2 separate regions of the Homo sapiens genome follow, and region 2 is linked to region 1. Evidence: read pairs that join two places in POLR2A ChIA-PET (ENCODE). Cell type or tissue: GM12878. All regions are shown on one strand. Links, peaks and the distances in the headings refer to the core of each region. The heading gives the core; the rest is flanking DNA. Region 1 overlaps PTPN22 (protein tyrosine phosphatase non-receptor type 22). Region 2 overlaps HIPK1 (homeodomain interacting protein kinase 1).

Region 1 (8,341 bases), core at 204-8,203:
CCTCTTTGAATAGATCAAATCTTCTATTGTAAGTTCTTATTAGCACCATTTGTTATTTTTCATAGCACTTACCACAATTTCAGTTTTTTGTTTGTTTGTTTGTTTGTCTGTTTTGAGATGGAGTTTTGCTCTTTTTGCCCAGACCAGAGTGCAATGGTGCGATCTTGGCTCACCGCAAGTGACTCTCCTATCTCAGCCTCCCGAGTAGCTGGGATTGCAGGCAAAGTTGCAGTGAGCCGAGATCGCGCCACTGCACTCTAGCCTGGATGACAGAGTGAGATCCCATGTCAAAAAAAAATATATATATATATATATATATTTATTAAATATAAAGGATTCATTGAATCCTAACAGAAAGAAGATACCTAGTTCTGAAGGCCAGGTTTAGGTGCTAACAGTTTAAACTATACTAGAAATCAGACTGGTACTATTGCAACTTCTGGAGATTCATTAGAAGACCAGAGACATATCAAAGATCTGGCTACATCTTGGTTCTATAAAGGAGACATAGATACATCCTGGTTCTGTGTATATTATAGTAATGATACTAACCAAACAGTTATCAACAAGGTACTTCCTACAGAGCAAGTGCACAAACATCTATGAATTGACACTACTCATTCCTGTGAATCAGCCTATCACTTGAACATATTTATCAGCATTTCTTGACCTTTGTGCACATTAAGGTGCAATTTTTAAAAATGCCACCACCAGAATAAATGTATCACATCACCTCTGAAGCTGATTTCTCTAACACCATCTCCAGCCTCTCACTAGGGACCATCTAGTCCTACATTTTCATTTACTCACAGGACACTTAAAACACATTTCTTGGCTGAGCGCAGCGGCTCACGCCTGTAATCCCCACACTTTGGGAGGCTGAGGCAGGCGGATCACTTGAGGTCAAGAGTTCAAGACCAGCCTGGCCAACGTGGTAAAACCCTGTCTCTAATAAAAATACAAAAGTTAGCTGGGCATGGTGGCAGGTGCCTGTAATCCCAGCTACTCAGGAGGCTGAGGTGGGAGGATCACTTGAACCTGGGAGGCAGAGGTTGCAGTGAGCCAAGATTGCGCCACTGAACTCTCTGCTGGGTGACAAGGCAAGATTCTGTCTCAAAAACCAACCAACCAACCAACAACACACACATTTCTTGCCATTTTCTCACATTTTATGTATCTAAAGTTGAACCTCTTGGTTTACTCACCCCAATTTAGCTATTGCCTACCCACCTACCCATTTGCCCCACTATTGCACTGGAAACTAACCTCGATAAGTTTGTCAGTCTTGTTGAAGATGATTGCATTGCACGCTCGTACAATTCAGTCTTGTCCTCCATTCCTACTGGTAGTTCTCCTGATTACTGGATTTAGAAGCCTGAGCTCCTAATGCCATTCCTTACCACTTGTACTTCTTCTGTCCTGATGGAGGCTTGGTATAATACTGACCTATATTTGCAAGGCACTGAGGAACTACCTTGCAGAGTTCTCGAGACAGCCAAACTTTGTGTTCTCCCACCTAGCACAGGAGGGCCAAGTTTAATTTTCCTCTCCCTAAAATGTATCTAAAATGCTACGTCTTCTATCCAGTAATGTAGTCCTTCAAGGCAAAGATATCGTGGTCTTGTGCTTTCTTTTACTTTCTGTTCTTTTTTGGGAGTGACTTTATTTTATTTACTAGTCTGTGAGAATAACATGCAAATGACTCAATCCGAATTTCTAGAATCTAATACTCCTTGTTATACTGGCCAGGATCCCCATTCTCCTCTCCTTTCTTGAAACGAAAGGGGTAGTATCATCTACAAACCAAATGAACTTACTATTAGCTTATCAAGCACACACAGAATCTGGTTTCTCACACATTCCACCCTATTTCAGGGCCCACGAGGGATGTTGAGCTCTCTCTTCACTTTATTCTCTTTTTTATTTTTATTTTTATTTTTTTTGAGGCGGAGTCTCACACTGTCACCCAGGCTGGAGTGCAGTGGTGTGATCTCAGCTTACTGCAATCTCTGCCTTCCAGGTTCAAGCGATTCTCCTTGCCTTAGCCTCCTGAATAGCTGGGATTACAGGGGTCTGCCACCATGCCCAGCTAATTTTTTTTGTATTTTTGGTAGAGACGGGGTTTCACTATGCTGGCCAGGCTGGTCTCGAACTCCTGACCTAGTGATCTGCCTGCCTCGGCATCCCAAAGTGCTGGGATTACAGGTGTGAGCCACCGCACCCAGTCTCTTCACTTTATCCTCTTGGCAACTATTCCCCTGACTTCTCTTGATGGTACTTCCTCTAGGGAACTCACACCCCTACCTTGTAGTTGGCAAAGAAATACCTTCACCCTTTAGATCTCATATCTTTTCTTCACAAACTTAAACCCATCCCCATGACCCTGCTTCCTCTTTTATACCCTTTTGCTTTCTACTTTCAGGGTTCCTCCTTTTCTGGTGTAGTTTATTACTTTTTCTGCCCTAATTTTGCCCTAATTTGTTCTTTCTTGGGATATTGGAGCCCGGGAGTCTGGCAGGAAGAGAGGTGGAAGAGAAAAATGAAGCCTGCCGGGCGCGGTGGCTCATGCCTATAATCCCAGCACTTTGGGAGGCCGAGGTGGGGGGATCACTTGAGGTCAGGAGTTCAAGACCAGCCTGGCCAACATGGCGAAACCCTGTCTCTACTAAAAATACAAAAAAAAATTGGCCGGGCGCGGTGGCTCACGACTGTAATCCCACCACTTCGGGAGGCCAAGGCGGGCAGATCACGAGGTCAGGAGTTCCAGACCATCCTGGCCAACATGGTGAAACCCCGTCTCTACCAAAAATACAAAAAATTGGCCAGGCATGGTGGCGGGCGCCTGTAACCCCAGCTACTTTGGAAGCTGAGGCATGAGAATTGCTTGAACCTGGGTGGCAGAGGTTGCAGTGAACCGAGATCATGCCACTGCACTCCAGCCTGGGCGATAGAGCAAGACTTTGTCTCAAAAACAAAAACAAAAACAAACAAACAAAAAAACAGAAAGAAAAAGGAAGACTTCACAGTGGTATGACCTTAAGATAAGATGTTTGAGGGAAAAAAATCAAATCTTTCATACATTACAAATGAATAATTCTGTAGGCATTTCCTGTGTGATGTTTTGCTAAGAGTGTCTGCTTTTGTCATCCAGCTAGATTACTCGAGGGGGAGGAAAGGAGTAGGAAAAATGAAAGCCATTCTGCCTTATTGTTGAAGGTAGCAGTGAAGGCAGCTAAACAAATATAGGACACACATACACACACACACCCATCACCTTTATCTGTAACATTTTGCCAAATTAATTGAAGGATATCTTACGCAAAGGGCTTTGTGTATAGCATTCTCCCTAGAAAGCGTTCCACAAGCAAAATAAAACAAAAATAAATAAAAACAGTATAACAAGGAGTATGCACTGAGCTTAGTTCTGGAGACTCCTAGAAGAAACTGTTCTGGGACTTGAGATCTTTTCAGCAGCCCTGGGATCAACAGCAACCTGAAAATGATCATTCTGAAGTTGCTTAAGAGCAGGGAGATTTGAAAAATTGGTGTAACTTCAGCTGAAATTCAGCCTAGTCTTTCATGTGTCCTTAAATTCCCAAATTAGTCCACTTGTATCCATATCCATCTTGAAGTAAAAATATGCTATAAAGATAGTTCAGTAGCTTCTTGGGGTTCAAAGTTAAACAAACAAACAAACAAAAAGATATCAGTTCAGTATCTCTCCTCTCAAATCCAGTTCTGAAAATCCAGAGGAATTCAAACTACAGTAGGCTCTCTTTATATACGGAGGATGTGTTTGAAGACCTATAGTAGATGCCTGAAACTGCAGATAGTACCAAATCTTACGTACACTATGTTGTTTTTACCTATACATACATATCTATAATTAAGGTCAATTTATAAATTAGGCACAATAAGAGATTAGCAATAATAGCTAGTAATACAATAGAACAATTATGATAATCTACAGTAATAAAAGTTATGTGAGGCCAAGGAAGGTGCATTGCTTGAGCCCAGGAGTTTGAGACCAGCCTGGGCAACATGGTGAAATCCCTTCTCTACTGAAAATATGAGAACTATCCAGGTGTGATGCTTGTGCCTGTGGTCCCAGCTTTCAGGAGGTAAGGCTGAGGTGGGAGGTGAGGCTGAGGTGGAAGAATCACCTGAGCCCAGAAAGTTGAGGCTGCATTGAGCTGTGGTCAAGCCACTGCACTCCAGCCTGGGTGACAGAGTGAAACTTTATCTCAAAAAAAAAAAAAAAAAAAAGTGACTGCTTTTGGAACTGAAATCTTTGAAATTTTGCTAGATATAGAGAAATTTTATTCAGCTTAAGCTCCACTTCCACTTAGAAAAAAAAGCGATCTGAAGTAAAAAGACTAATAGAACTTAATTATTTTCCAGTTGACCATTTAACTAAAAAGCAGTTATAAAGAAAGTAAATTAAGCTTTTAATATCTGCCCATTGGGTGGAGCATATAGCTTGCTTCCAGAAGATATTTGGTTCTTAAAATATTCACAAGTTTCACTTTTAAGTTCACGCTATCTATGGCTCAGCTGCAGTAAGTGTGATCTTTTCACTTCCCCAAATGTCACTGAACTCAGGTCTCCTTATGCTCTGCAGCTCTGTCCTGAACGGAGTCAGAACCAGAAGATAATAAAAGGGTTGAGGTAGAATGTTTTGCCAGTGGAAAAGGAAAGCTCTTTAGAGATAGCTTCTTACCTCATTTCTCTAGGAAGATTAATTTTTCTTGGAATCTTATTACAGAAGCTGAAAAGGCAATCTACCAAGTACAAGGCAGACAAAACCTATCCTACAACTGTGGCTGAGAAGCCCAAGAATATCAAGAAAAACAGATATAAGGATATTTTGCCCTGTAAGTTCCATTTCTCTCTATAAACTCATACTTTCTCCCAAATTCAATCATTACTATCTCTTTGTACCCATTGCTTACTGATCCTGATCTTGGAACATGGCATTGACAACTTAGTTTGTACTATTTATGACTGCAAAAGAATATTCATTCATTCATTCATTCATTCACTCACTTGTTCACTCATGAGCATACACTATTCACAGTGTTAGGCCCTGATTTAAATCTGCTGACTAAGCCCTCTTAATTGTACTATGTCTGTCTTTTGTATTATAGATGATTATAGCCGGGTAGAACTATCCCTGATAACCTCTGATGAGGATTCCAGCTACATCAATGCCAACTTCATTAAGGTACAGTGAAAGAAAATAAAAGCATTCCATATTTCTCTAGATACCCAAAAAAAGGGGAGGGCTGGCTGGACTCAGTGGCTCATGCCTGTAATCCCAGCACTTTGGGAGGCTGAGGCGGAAAGATCACTTGAACGCAAGAATTTCAGACCAGCCTGGGCAACATATGAGACCCCATCTCAACAAAAAGTTAAAAAATTAGCCAGGTGTGGTGGCATGCGCTTGTAGTCCCAGCTACTGGAGAGGCTGAGGAAAGGGGATTGCCTGAAGCCAGGAGGTCAAGGCTGCAGTGAGCTGTGATTATGCCACTGCACTCCAGCCTGGGTAACACAGTGAGACCATCTCAAAAAAAAAAAAAAAAGGAAGCGGAGGACTAGGTGAGAACAGGGTATTATTTGTAGTCACCCCGTGTAATTTCTGTTCCCCTTTAGGGAGTTTATGGACCCAAGGCTTATATTGCCACCCAGGGTCCTTTATCTACAACCCTCCTGGACTTCTGGAGGATGATTTGGGAATATAGTGTCCTTGTAAGTATGGTGTTGCTTTTGTTACTTTATTCTCTACTTTATTAAAAACAGTGCTTTTAAAAAATTGGTCAGTGGAACTTCAGGGTTCAGGCATCTTTTAGTCAGAATCACAATGCCATTCTTGTCCAAGGAAATGAAAGTTCTCAGCCAGGTGTACTCTGGGAGGCCAAGAGGGGTGGATAGCTTGAGCCTAGGGGTTCTAGACCAGCCTGGGCAACATTGCAAAACCCTGTCTCTACAAAAAATACAAAAATTAGCTGGGAGTGGTGGTGTGTGCCTGTAGTCCCAGCTACTGGGGAAGCTGATATGGGAGAATCGCTTGAGCCCATGAGGTTGAGACTGCAGTAAGCTGAGATTGTGCCACAGCACTCCAGCCTGGGTGACAGAATGAGACCCTGTCTCAAAAATAAATAAGTTTTAAAAAATAATAAAAATAAATTTAAAAATGAGAAAGTTCTTACCTTGACAGGCTCATTTGGTAACAAGATTACTGGTCTGAACAGAGAAAGGGGAAGTATTGTCAGAATGAAGGAAGAGTAGCAGCAATATTTTATAAGTCACCAGGATTTATTTTTTGGTTAAAAAAAAACGACAAAACAGAAAAAAGAACGGTTAATACTTTCTGAGTCTGGGATCCATGTATTAACTGCTCTTTCTAACTATATATGAATGTTTAAGTTTCTATCTATTTCATCCCCCAGATCATTGTTATGGCATGCATGGAGTATGAAATGGGAAAGGTAAGTTACTTTCTAGTACCTGCTGACCTTAAAACAAAGGAAAGAAGAAAAAGGAGAGGGAAATTGGCAGCAGAACTTACCTGAGTGTACCTAGATAAAACTTATGTCATCTTCATAGTTTTCAGTTTGGGAATGCCACGTGATTCTCAGAGGATTTTTTTTTTCTCCTAAGAATCCTATTTGTTTGTTTTCTCAGTAGACCCTATGTTTTACAGTTAAAAACAAGGTATGCTTTTAAGATTAACAAATCACTTGCCCATTTCTATTAATTAGATATCTTTAACTGCCAGCCAGAGCTTTTAATCCTGTGCCGTCCAATATTGCATCCACCAGCCACATACAGCTATTGAGCATTTAAAATATGGCTAATGTGACTGGGGAACTCAATTATTTTAATTGATTTAAACTTAAAAACTGACATGCAATTCAGTTATCAGAAAGCTGTTTGAGTATGTGAAAATTTTTCAAATGTAAGTTTTATTAAATCTAAATGGAAATAAAATATTTCCAAAATTTGGCATCCTAATTGAGATTAGCTATAAATATAAAATATACACTGGATTTTGAAGACTTAGTAAAAAATGCCAAATATCTGATAATTATTTTATATTGGTTACATGTCAGAATGTTTTGATATATTGGGCTAAGATATGTTATTAAAATTAATTTCACCTCTTTTCATTTTTTAATATGTCTGTTTGAAAATTTAAAATTACATTTGTGGTTCACATTATATTTTTACTGGATATCACTGTTCTACTGTTGCCATTCTGAGTTGACAATTCTAATCAAAAGCAAGGGAACTAGGTATTTCACTTAGCTTGTGCAGCTGTTTTAGTAGACATATGATTTCTGTTAGTTCTTGTGAAATACTAAAAATAGGTCAAAGATTTCTATTTCTACTTTTTCAGACTCCCAGGAAGTCTGTAATTTATATATCCTTTAATGTTTGTTTTCCCATCTTTGGAGATTCCAATAATGTAGGGGTTGAAGCCCAAAGGGGTTAGACGCACCTAACCTAAGGTGAAGGACATAGAGCTGAATTTGCTTCCAAATGAGAGAGTGGAAAAGACTAGAATATATGGAGGGAAATCACTGTATTCTGCTTTGTGCAACAGAAAAAGTGTGAGCGCTACTGGGCTGAGCCAGGAGAGATGCAGCTGGAATTTGGCCCTTTCTCTGTATCCTGTGTAAGTGTAATGTCTGTTCTCATGTCTGAGTAAAGCCTCCAGGGTCTACCTTATAGAGAGCTTGTCTTTGCAATCACTAATACTTGAGTCTTCTTTTTCTTTTTAGGAAGCTGAAAAAAGGAAATCTGATTATATAATCAGGACTCTAAAAGTTAAGTTCAATAGTGTAAGTATAAAATAAGAATGATAAACTCAAAAGCCTATAGAGATCAGGCAAGTAAATATAGATGTGTGTAGCTCAGGCTGGGCATAAGACAATGGGAAGTGGTAGGGTCTTTGATGTCATGAATGAGTCTTCATATTCAAGAGAACTTTGAGCCTGGCCGACATGGCAAAAACCTGTCTCTACTAAAAACACACAAAAAATTAGCTGGGCGTGGTGGTGCATGCCTGTGGTTCCAGCTAGTCAAGAGGCTTAGGCAGGAGAAATCATTTAAGCCCTGGAGGTGGAGGTTGCAGTGAACCGAGATGGTGCCACTGTACTGCAGCCTGGGTGACAGAGCAAGACTGTGTCTCAAAGAAGAAGAAAAAAAGAAGAGACCATTGTTATAATATGTCTTCAATCTATTCTATACCATGGCACACATATAAAATGATAATATTTGTAGGGTGAACAGAAGCTGAACAGTGCATAGAGACTGGGGACCAGTTTGAGAGCTTAGG
Region 2 (8,341 bases), core at 308-8,307, 83 kb before region 1:
CTGAATCATTTAGCCATGCCCAGGGCCAATGGACACAGCAAGTTGGCAAATTTATGTGAGCTGATAATACTGGCATATTATCAGAAAGACAAAGCAAGGTAAACTAAAAAGGTGGGTAAGAGAAGGACTAGCTTTGGAGTCAAAATGCTTCACCAGCCAAACAGATTTCACAGAGGTTTTTTGAAAGACAGAAGGGTGAGGACTTAATGGACTCTAATATGGCAACAAAGCAACATCAAAGAAGCTTAAGAGGACCACTGCGGGTAAAACTAGTGATAAAGAAGGAATGCCTGAGCTGCTGTTCCATCTGCCTTAGGCTCATTATCAAGTATTACTGTGACACAACAGAACACTCATGTTAAATCCTAAACACTGTCAAGCCCTGGGCACTGAACTTCAGTATACAGAGTAATTACTCAGTAATACACAGAATGAACTCCTGTTTTTAAGAGGCAAACTTAGCTCCACTTAAAATTATAGTCAACAACTATATTGCAGTGAATTTAAAGAAAGCTTTGTCGAAGGGTAACTTTGAAGATTTGAAAACCTTAGTTTCTATAAAAAACAAAACCAAAATGAATCAATTGACAGCTTAAATTAAAAGGATAAAAAATACAAAGATCAGCAACCTAACACTGAAAATTATTCAAATGAATTACACATTACAGAAAGCTAAGCAGCCAAATAATTCATTTTATTTTGTATTAACATGCCCCAATTATAACAAAGCCAAATAATTTTTATCTCCTATTGCTCTCCCTTTTTCAATTTAAAAACTACTCTGTTATCACAAGAGAATGCACTTTGTCTTTGACAGGGCAAACAAATAGTTAAAGAACACCTGCAGGCACAGAGTCAAGACAGAAAGGAAGAGCTGATCAGCCCTCTTCCTTCAGCTGTGGTCTGCCTAGTCCCTCCTGAGGACTCAAAATGGGATGCTGCGCTGAATTCTTCAGTGCACCTGTAGAGTATGTTATATATATGTTATGTTGGTGTGGCTGGTGGTGAGACTGCTCAAAGGAGAGCATTAAAAAGCAAATGTAGTTGGAACCTAAATCTCCCAAGGCATAAATAAATAAATGGAGATGACATTCTTAAAGTTAGCCAAGGTTGCCTAGGGCAGCATAAAACCAGAAAACAAAGGCTCTAAGAGTTTATTTACCTTACCTCAAGTAAAAAATACCAGTTTTATAAAACTGTGAAAAGATATAAAGAAATAAGGATGGACTGACTTACTATTAAGCTGTCAATACTACCCAAAGTCATCTACAGATTCATCGCTATCCTTAATAAAAAGCAATTATGGTTTTTGTATAAAATAGAAAAACCCATCCTAAAATTTATATGGACCCTCAAAGACCCCAAATAGCCAAAACAATCTTGAAAAAGAACAAAGTTGGAGGTCTCACACTTCCTGATTTCAAACTTACTACAAAGCTACAATAATCAAAACAATGTGGTACTGGCATAAAGACATATATAGATTAATGGAATAGAGAGCCCAACATTGAAAATGGGAAAGCAATAGAAGATAAGAATTATTTGTATATATGTTCAAATGATTCCAACAAGGGTGCCCAAACCACCCAATGCAGAAAGGACAATCTTCTTAGCAAATGGTGTTTGAAGAACTGAATAGTCACATGCCAAAGAATTACACTGGATTTGTACCTTGGACCATAGACAAAAATCAACAAAGAATCAAAGACCAAAATATAAGAGCTAAAACTATAAAACTCTTAGCAGAAAACATAGGGGAAAATCTGTATGATTTCGACTTAACAGTGACTTCTTGGATATGTCACCAAAAGCACAAGCAACCAAAGAAAAAGTAGACAAACTGCACTTCACCAAAGTTAAAAACTTTTCTGTGTCAAACACTATCAACAGGTAAAAAGGCAACCCAAGGAATAGATGAAAATTAAGTATATAGAGTATACAACTCAACAACAAAAAGCCCAATTCAAGAAATGAGGAAAGGACTTAAATAGACATTTCTCCAAAGAAGATATACAGATGTCGGGCACATAAAAAAATGCCAGGCTGGGCATGGTGGCTCATGTCTGTAATCCCAGCACTTTGGGTTGCCGAGGCGGGCATATCACTTGAGCCTATGAGTTTGAGACCAGCCTGGGCAACACAGTGAAACCCCGTCTCTACTAAAAATACAAAACACTAGTCAGGTGTGGGGGTGCATGCCCGTAGTCTCAGGTACCCGAAAGGCTAAGGTGGGAGGACTGCTTGAGCCTGAGAGGTCATGGCTGCAGTAAGCCATGATTGCACAACTGCACCCCAGCCTGGGTGACAAAGTGGGACTCTGTCTCAAAACAAAACAAAATAAAACAAATGCTCAACATCATTAATCATTAGGGAAATACAAATCAAAACCACAATGAGATACCACTTCACACCCATAAGAATGGCTATTATTGACCGGGCCCGGTGGCTCATGCCTGTAATCCCAGCACTTCATCACGAGGTCAAGAGATCGAGACCATCCCGGCCAACATGGTGAAACCCTGTCTCTACTAAAAATACAAAAATTAGCTGGGCATGGTGGCACCTGTATTCCCAGCTACTCAGGAGGCCAAGCTAGGAGAACTGCTTGAACCTGTGAGGTGGAGGTTGCAGTGAACCGAGATTGTGCCACTGCACTCCAGCCTGGCAACAGAGCAAGACTCCATCTCAAAAAAAAAACAAAAAAAAAACAAAAAAAAACTATTATTGGCCAGGCATAGTGGCTCATGCCTGTAATCCCAGCACTTTGGGAGGCCAAGGTGGGCAGATCACCTGAGGTCAGGAGTTCGAGACCAGCCTGGCCAACATGGTAAAACCCCATCTCTACTAAAAATACAAAAATTAGCTGGGTGTGGTGGCAGGCACCTGTAATCCCAGCTACTCGGGAGGCTGAGGCAGGAGAATCCTGGGAGGCAGAGGCTGCAGTGAGCCGAGATCGCACCACTGCACTCCAGCCTAGGCAACAAGAGTGAAACTCCATCTCAAAAAAAAAAAAAAAAAAAAAAAAAAAAACCCATGGCTATTATTTAAAAAACAAAACAAGGCCAGGAGTGGTAGTTCACACCTGTAATCCCAGAACTTTGGGAGACTGAGGCAGGAGGATGGCTTGAGGCCAGTAGTTTGAGACCAGATTGGGCAACAAAATGAGACCCTCAAAACACTGTCGCCACAAAAAATAAAATAATAGTAATTAGCCAGGTATGGTGGAGTGTGACTGCAGTCCTAGCTACTTGGGAGGCTGAAGTGGGAGGACTGCTCAAGTCCAGGAGTTGGAGGCTACAGTGAACTATGATCGTGCCACTGTACTCCAGCATGAGCAATAGAGGCAGCCCCTGTCTCTGTAAAAATAAACAAACAATATTTTTAAATAAAAAAAATAACAAATGTTAGAGAAAATGTGGAGAAATTTGGAATGCACATCCACTGCTGGTAGGAATGTAAAATAGTGCAGCCTCTGTGGAAAATAATTTGGTAATTCTGCAAAAAGTTAAACATAGAATTATCATGTGACCCAGCAATTCCACTCCTAGCTATATCCCCAAAAGAACTGAAAATAGGGACTAGGATACTTGTACACCAATGTTCATAGCAGCATTATTCACAACAGCCTAAAGGTAGCAACAACCCAAATATCTACCAACAGATGAATGCATAAACAAAATGTGGTATATACAAACAATGGAATATTATACAGCCATAAAAGGAATGAAGTTCTGATACATGTTACAGCATGGATTAGCCTCAAAAGCATTACACTAAGTGAAATAAACTAGACACAAAAAGACAAATATTGTATGATTCCACTTACATGCAGTATCTAGAATAGGCAAATTCATAGAGACAGAAAGTCAAATCAAGATTACCAGTGGTAGGAAGAAGAGAGAATAGGGAGTTATTGCTTAATGGTTAGAATTTCTGTTTTGGGTGATGAAAACATTTGGAAATAGTGGTGATGGTTACACAACATTGTGAATATACTTAACAGACAGCAGTGATGGTTACACAACACTATGAATGTACTTAACACAATGAGTGGTACCAAATGGTTAAAATTGTAAATTTCCTATTATAAACATCTTACCACAATGTTTTTAAAAAAGGAAACATGCAGATGACATTTTTTCTGAGTCCTTGTATGGGTTAAAATATCCTCACATTATTTTCACACATAATATAAAATTCTTAATTCAGAATTTCTATTTCCTCAAATTTTATTACAGGCATCTGGCATGTATAGCTCCTTATAAACATATTTTATAGGTTATCTATGTTTTTATTATTTCACTTCTTGATTGGATGCTTACATGATTTGTATTTAATGTATGGCCATTAAAACTAAATATTAGATTCCTTAAAATTAATAACTAGGCAAGTAAGTAAATGGGTGCTGATAAAAAGCACATTTTAAAAGCCTTGGTTATGGTACAGACAAAATTGTATATATCAGCATTTACATACTGTCCCAATAATTATTATATATTAAAATGGTAGCTACATTAAAAGTATCAATCTAGAAATATATATCATTAAAGTATAAGGTACTTGGGTCAAGGCCATTCTAGGATAACCCATTAAGTTCAAAGTATTTAGAGAAAGTTAAAACAGGAAGAGATTGTAGCAACCATGTAATTCAATTCATGCTACTACAGAAGAAAATGTAAAAGAATAAAATGTTACTAGAGTTAAACCTAGAGTTATTCCCACGTTATTTTACCTGCCAAGATAAGAGGTTCGAAAAAACAGCAACATATGCTCAGATTCATTACAAATAAGTAAATATCTTTGTGTATTTCAAGACTCTTCAAAATGGGAAAATGGCTGGGCATGGTGGCTCACGCCTCTAATCACTTTGGGAGGCTGAGGCGGGTGGATCACCTGAGGTCAGGAGTTCAAAACCAGCCCGGTCAACATGGTGAAACCCCATCTCTATTAAAAACAAAAAAATTAGCCGGGCGTGGTAGCAGGTGCCTGTAGTCCCAGCTACTCAGGACAGGAGTAGCAGGAGAAATCACTTGACCCCAGGAGGTGGAGGCTGCCGTGAGTCAATGTCACACCACTGCACTCTAGCCTGGGTGGCAAGTGAAACTCCATCTTAAAAAAATAAATAAATAGGCTGGGCACGGTGGCTCACGCCTGTAATCCCAGCGCTTTGGGAGGCCGAGACGGGTGGATCACGAGGTCAGGATATCGAGACCATCCTGGCTAACACGGTGAAACCCCGTCTCTACTAAAAATACAAAAAAAATTAGCCGGGCGTGATGGCGGGTGCCTGTGGTCCCAGCTACTCAGGAGGCTGAGGCAGGAGAATGGCGTGAACCCAGGAGGTGGGGCTTGCAGTGAGCTGATATCACGCCACTGCACTCCAGCCTGGGCGACAGAGCGAGATTCTGTCTCTAAATAAATAAATAAATAAATAAAATAAATAAAATGGGAAAATGAGGTAAAATAATACTAAAGAACCAGGTGCTAGTATAATTCAACTAGTAACAACTTTCAGAATCAGACTGAGTTAATTTTTCCAGTGCTAGATAAAATTTCAGAAATAAATGTCATATATAGGAATGCCACACACATAGAATGAGCTAAAACATATCCTATTTCTATCTCAGAATCTATAAACAAATTCATTGCTATATGTAGCCTACGGGGTATATGTTAAATATAAGGACAGAACTCTAGCCTAAGATACGATTTTCAGCATTTGCCACTTGCCTGTAGTAACGTGACTGTAAGTAGGTTGAGCACACAGCTTTGGAAACGTGACTAGCAGAACCAAAGTCAATGACCTTCACTCGGTAGGGCTGGCGAACTGGATCAACCAGCATGATGTTTTCAGGCTTAAGGTCAGCGTGGATCAGACCAAGACTCTTGAGCTTCATCAAGGCTGTGGCCACCTGCTGCAAGATTGGTCTGATGTACTTGAGTGGCAGTGGGCTAAATTTGTTTTGCTTTAGAAAATCATATAAGTTCTGCTCCAACATTTCAAAAACAAGGCAGGTGTGATTCTTATGCTGAAAGCACTCGTATGAACGGACAAAATTATACTCATCAGCATTTTCACTGCTTAGGCGGGAAAGGATGCTCACTTCAATCTGTCCTTGTCTGGCATAGGAGGGGTGGTTCTTCAAGATTTTAATAGCCACAATTTCCTTGGTGCTCCTCTTCCAGCACTTAGCCACCTGTCCAAATGTCCCCCGGCCTAGGAACTCCAAGACTTCATAGCTATTGGTCATAGAGCAAAGGATCTCATGCTGGACCAGCTGGTAATCCCCTTCTCCGCTGGAACTGCTACTCTTTGTGGTCACAGTGGTGGTTGTGGCAGCAGCACCCACCACAGTCCTGTTTTGCAGCATGAGAGGGGGATGTTCTTCTATGATCTGCACACTACCGTTGCTGTCAACTTCCTCACTTTTTCGTTTCAATCCACATTTTTGATATGGCTCAAGCAAAGAAACGTTGCTTCTGTGAGTCAGGGTCTGGCTGCTTTGGAAGGTTGATGTAGCAGCACTGCCCGAGCTATCAGCGGCTGTTACAACAATATGCTCCACTGCAGGAGCTGGGAGGAGGAGGCCCTGGTCGTAAGCAGGGATGTTGAAATTTGCTACCTGGTGAGAGGAGTTGGCTTGCCCTTGTGTGGCTGGGAGGGTTTTGCTGTGGGTATAATATTTGTCGTTGCTACTCTGTCCTGAAACATCCCAGCCAGAGGGCTCTATTTTCAGTTTCTTCGCACTGCAGAAGGCACTCGACGACACTGATGGGGGCGAAAACACTTGCAGCTGTGATGCCATACCTATATTGAGAGAAAGGAAGAATTAGACCACAAGGATAAAAGATACAAGGCTTAGATTTAAAACACACAAACACACACACACACTTTTACTTGATAAAAGAAACATGATGTAATAATGTTCTCCTCTTCTCAAAAACTAATTCAATCTTGACCTATATTCATAGAAACAGTGTACAGAACGTGCTGGACAAAGTGAAGATTATCCACTCTGCTCAGGTCATACATAAAATGCATTCAATTGTCTACCACATTTTAAGATAAAAAAGTAACCAGTATGGGCCAGGCACAGTGGCTCAAGCCTTTAATTCCAGCACTTTGGGAGGCCAAGGCAGGAAGATCTCCTGAGCTGAGGAGTTCGAGACCAGCCTAGGCAATGTAGTGAGACCCTGTCTCTAAAAATACTAAAATTGAAAAAAAAAAAAAAAAAAGTAACCAGGATGATGAGAAAGCTAGAGTATATTCTGAAGAACCGAGGAAAGTTAGCAGAAAAATATGAGGAAAGGATGTAAGAACAGTCCAGCTTTCTGTCCCTGAATATCCCACAGACACTTCCAGCTCAATAAGCCCACAGATTAAACTGAAAGCTATTTTTTCAGAATAAAGTCCAAACATCTGACATAGCACACAAGCCATTTCATATTTATCTTCTCCATTTTCAACCATCCGATCTCATATGCCTTGGGGCTCTATAGTAATCCCTCTTTCCTTGCTCTACCCTTTGCCCCTTTTTAATAATTACTCCTCAAAATTAGTCATCTTCAAAAGACTAAAATCTCTATCTCTAACCCAGGATTCTCTCGCTTTGAACTCCAAACCCTATATCCAAATGACTACTTAACCCTGCAACTTGGACATTTCACAAACACCTCATATTCAATACATTCAGAATTAAACTTACGAGCCTCCACCCCACCTTCAGTTTTCTATCTTAATTATGAGATGCCATCACACATCCAACGCCTCAAGCCAGAAATCAGGGAGCTCCAGCCTGGGCAACATGGTGAAACCGTCTCTAAAACAAACAAACAACAACAACAACAAAAAAAAAAAAAAACAGAAAAAAAAGTTAGCCAGGCATGGTGGCACATGCCTGTAGTCCTAGCTACTCAGAAGGCAGAAGTGATCACCTGAGCCCAGAGGTAGAGGCTGCAGTGAGCTGTGATCGTGCCACTGCACTCCAGCCAGGGTGAAAGAATGACACCCTGTCTCAAAAAAAAGAAAAAAAATTAGGGATGTCTGTTTCCTCAGCTACATAATGGTGATAGCAATACCTACCTCATGGGGTTGTTCTGAGAATTAAATAATTTAATACATGTAAAATGATAGTGTCTACCACATATTTAATACTATTATCCTGGCTCATTCCTCTCCCTTATTCCTCCACATCTAATCTCTATCTTATCCATTCCATCTCCTAAGTGTGTGTGTGTGTGTGTGTGTGTGTGTGTGTGTATTTTTTTTTTTTTTTTTTTGAGACAGAGTCTCACTCTGTAGCCCAAGCTGGAGTGCAATGGTGCAATCTTGGCTCGCTGC

Evidence for each region. ChIA-PET counts read pairs that join two places held together with the same protein. Peaks named below come from ENCODE experiments on the same cell type or tissue, not always from the same donor. Only the 100,000 strongest peaks of a DNase experiment are listed, where the experiment ranks them.
Region 2: POLR2A ChIA-PET joins it to region 1 with 13 read pairs; 11 of 35 experiments call an interaction of 5 or more read pairs at or near these places.

What each region holds. Positions count from the first base shown.
Region 1 is chr1:113,855,885-113,864,225 of GRCh38, reverse strand. PTPN22 (protein tyrosine phosphatase non-receptor type 22) reads left to right here. Exons shown (of 21, transcript NM_015967.8): 2 at 4,766-4,874; 3 at 5,148-5,224; 4 at 5,653-5,748; 5 at 6,450-6,488; 6 at 7,607-7,678; 7 at 7,785-7,844. All of the region lies in intron 3 of AP4B1-AS1 (AP4B1 antisense RNA 1), which reads right to left. Among named protein-coding and RNA genes, the nearest start is that of PTPN22, 12 kb to the left of the region's middle. In GM12878, for the core only: a CTCF peak has its summit at 5,682; a DNase peak (open chromatin) is centred at 4,575; H3K4me3 peaks cover 3,662 bases; H3K27ac peaks cover 5,731 bases.
Region 2 is chr1:113,938,849-113,947,189 of GRCh38, reverse strand. It overlaps HIPK1 (homeodomain interacting protein kinase 1), which reads right to left. Exons shown (of 16, transcript NM_198268.3): 2 at 5,731-6,808. The coding sequence starts at 6,806. Among named protein-coding and RNA genes, the nearest start is that of HIPK1-AS1, 13 kb to the right of the region's middle. In GM12878, for the core only: no CTCF peak of the experiment used is centred there; a DNase peak (open chromatin) is centred at 6,345; H3K4me3 peaks cover 588 bases; H3K27ac peaks cover 1,496 bases.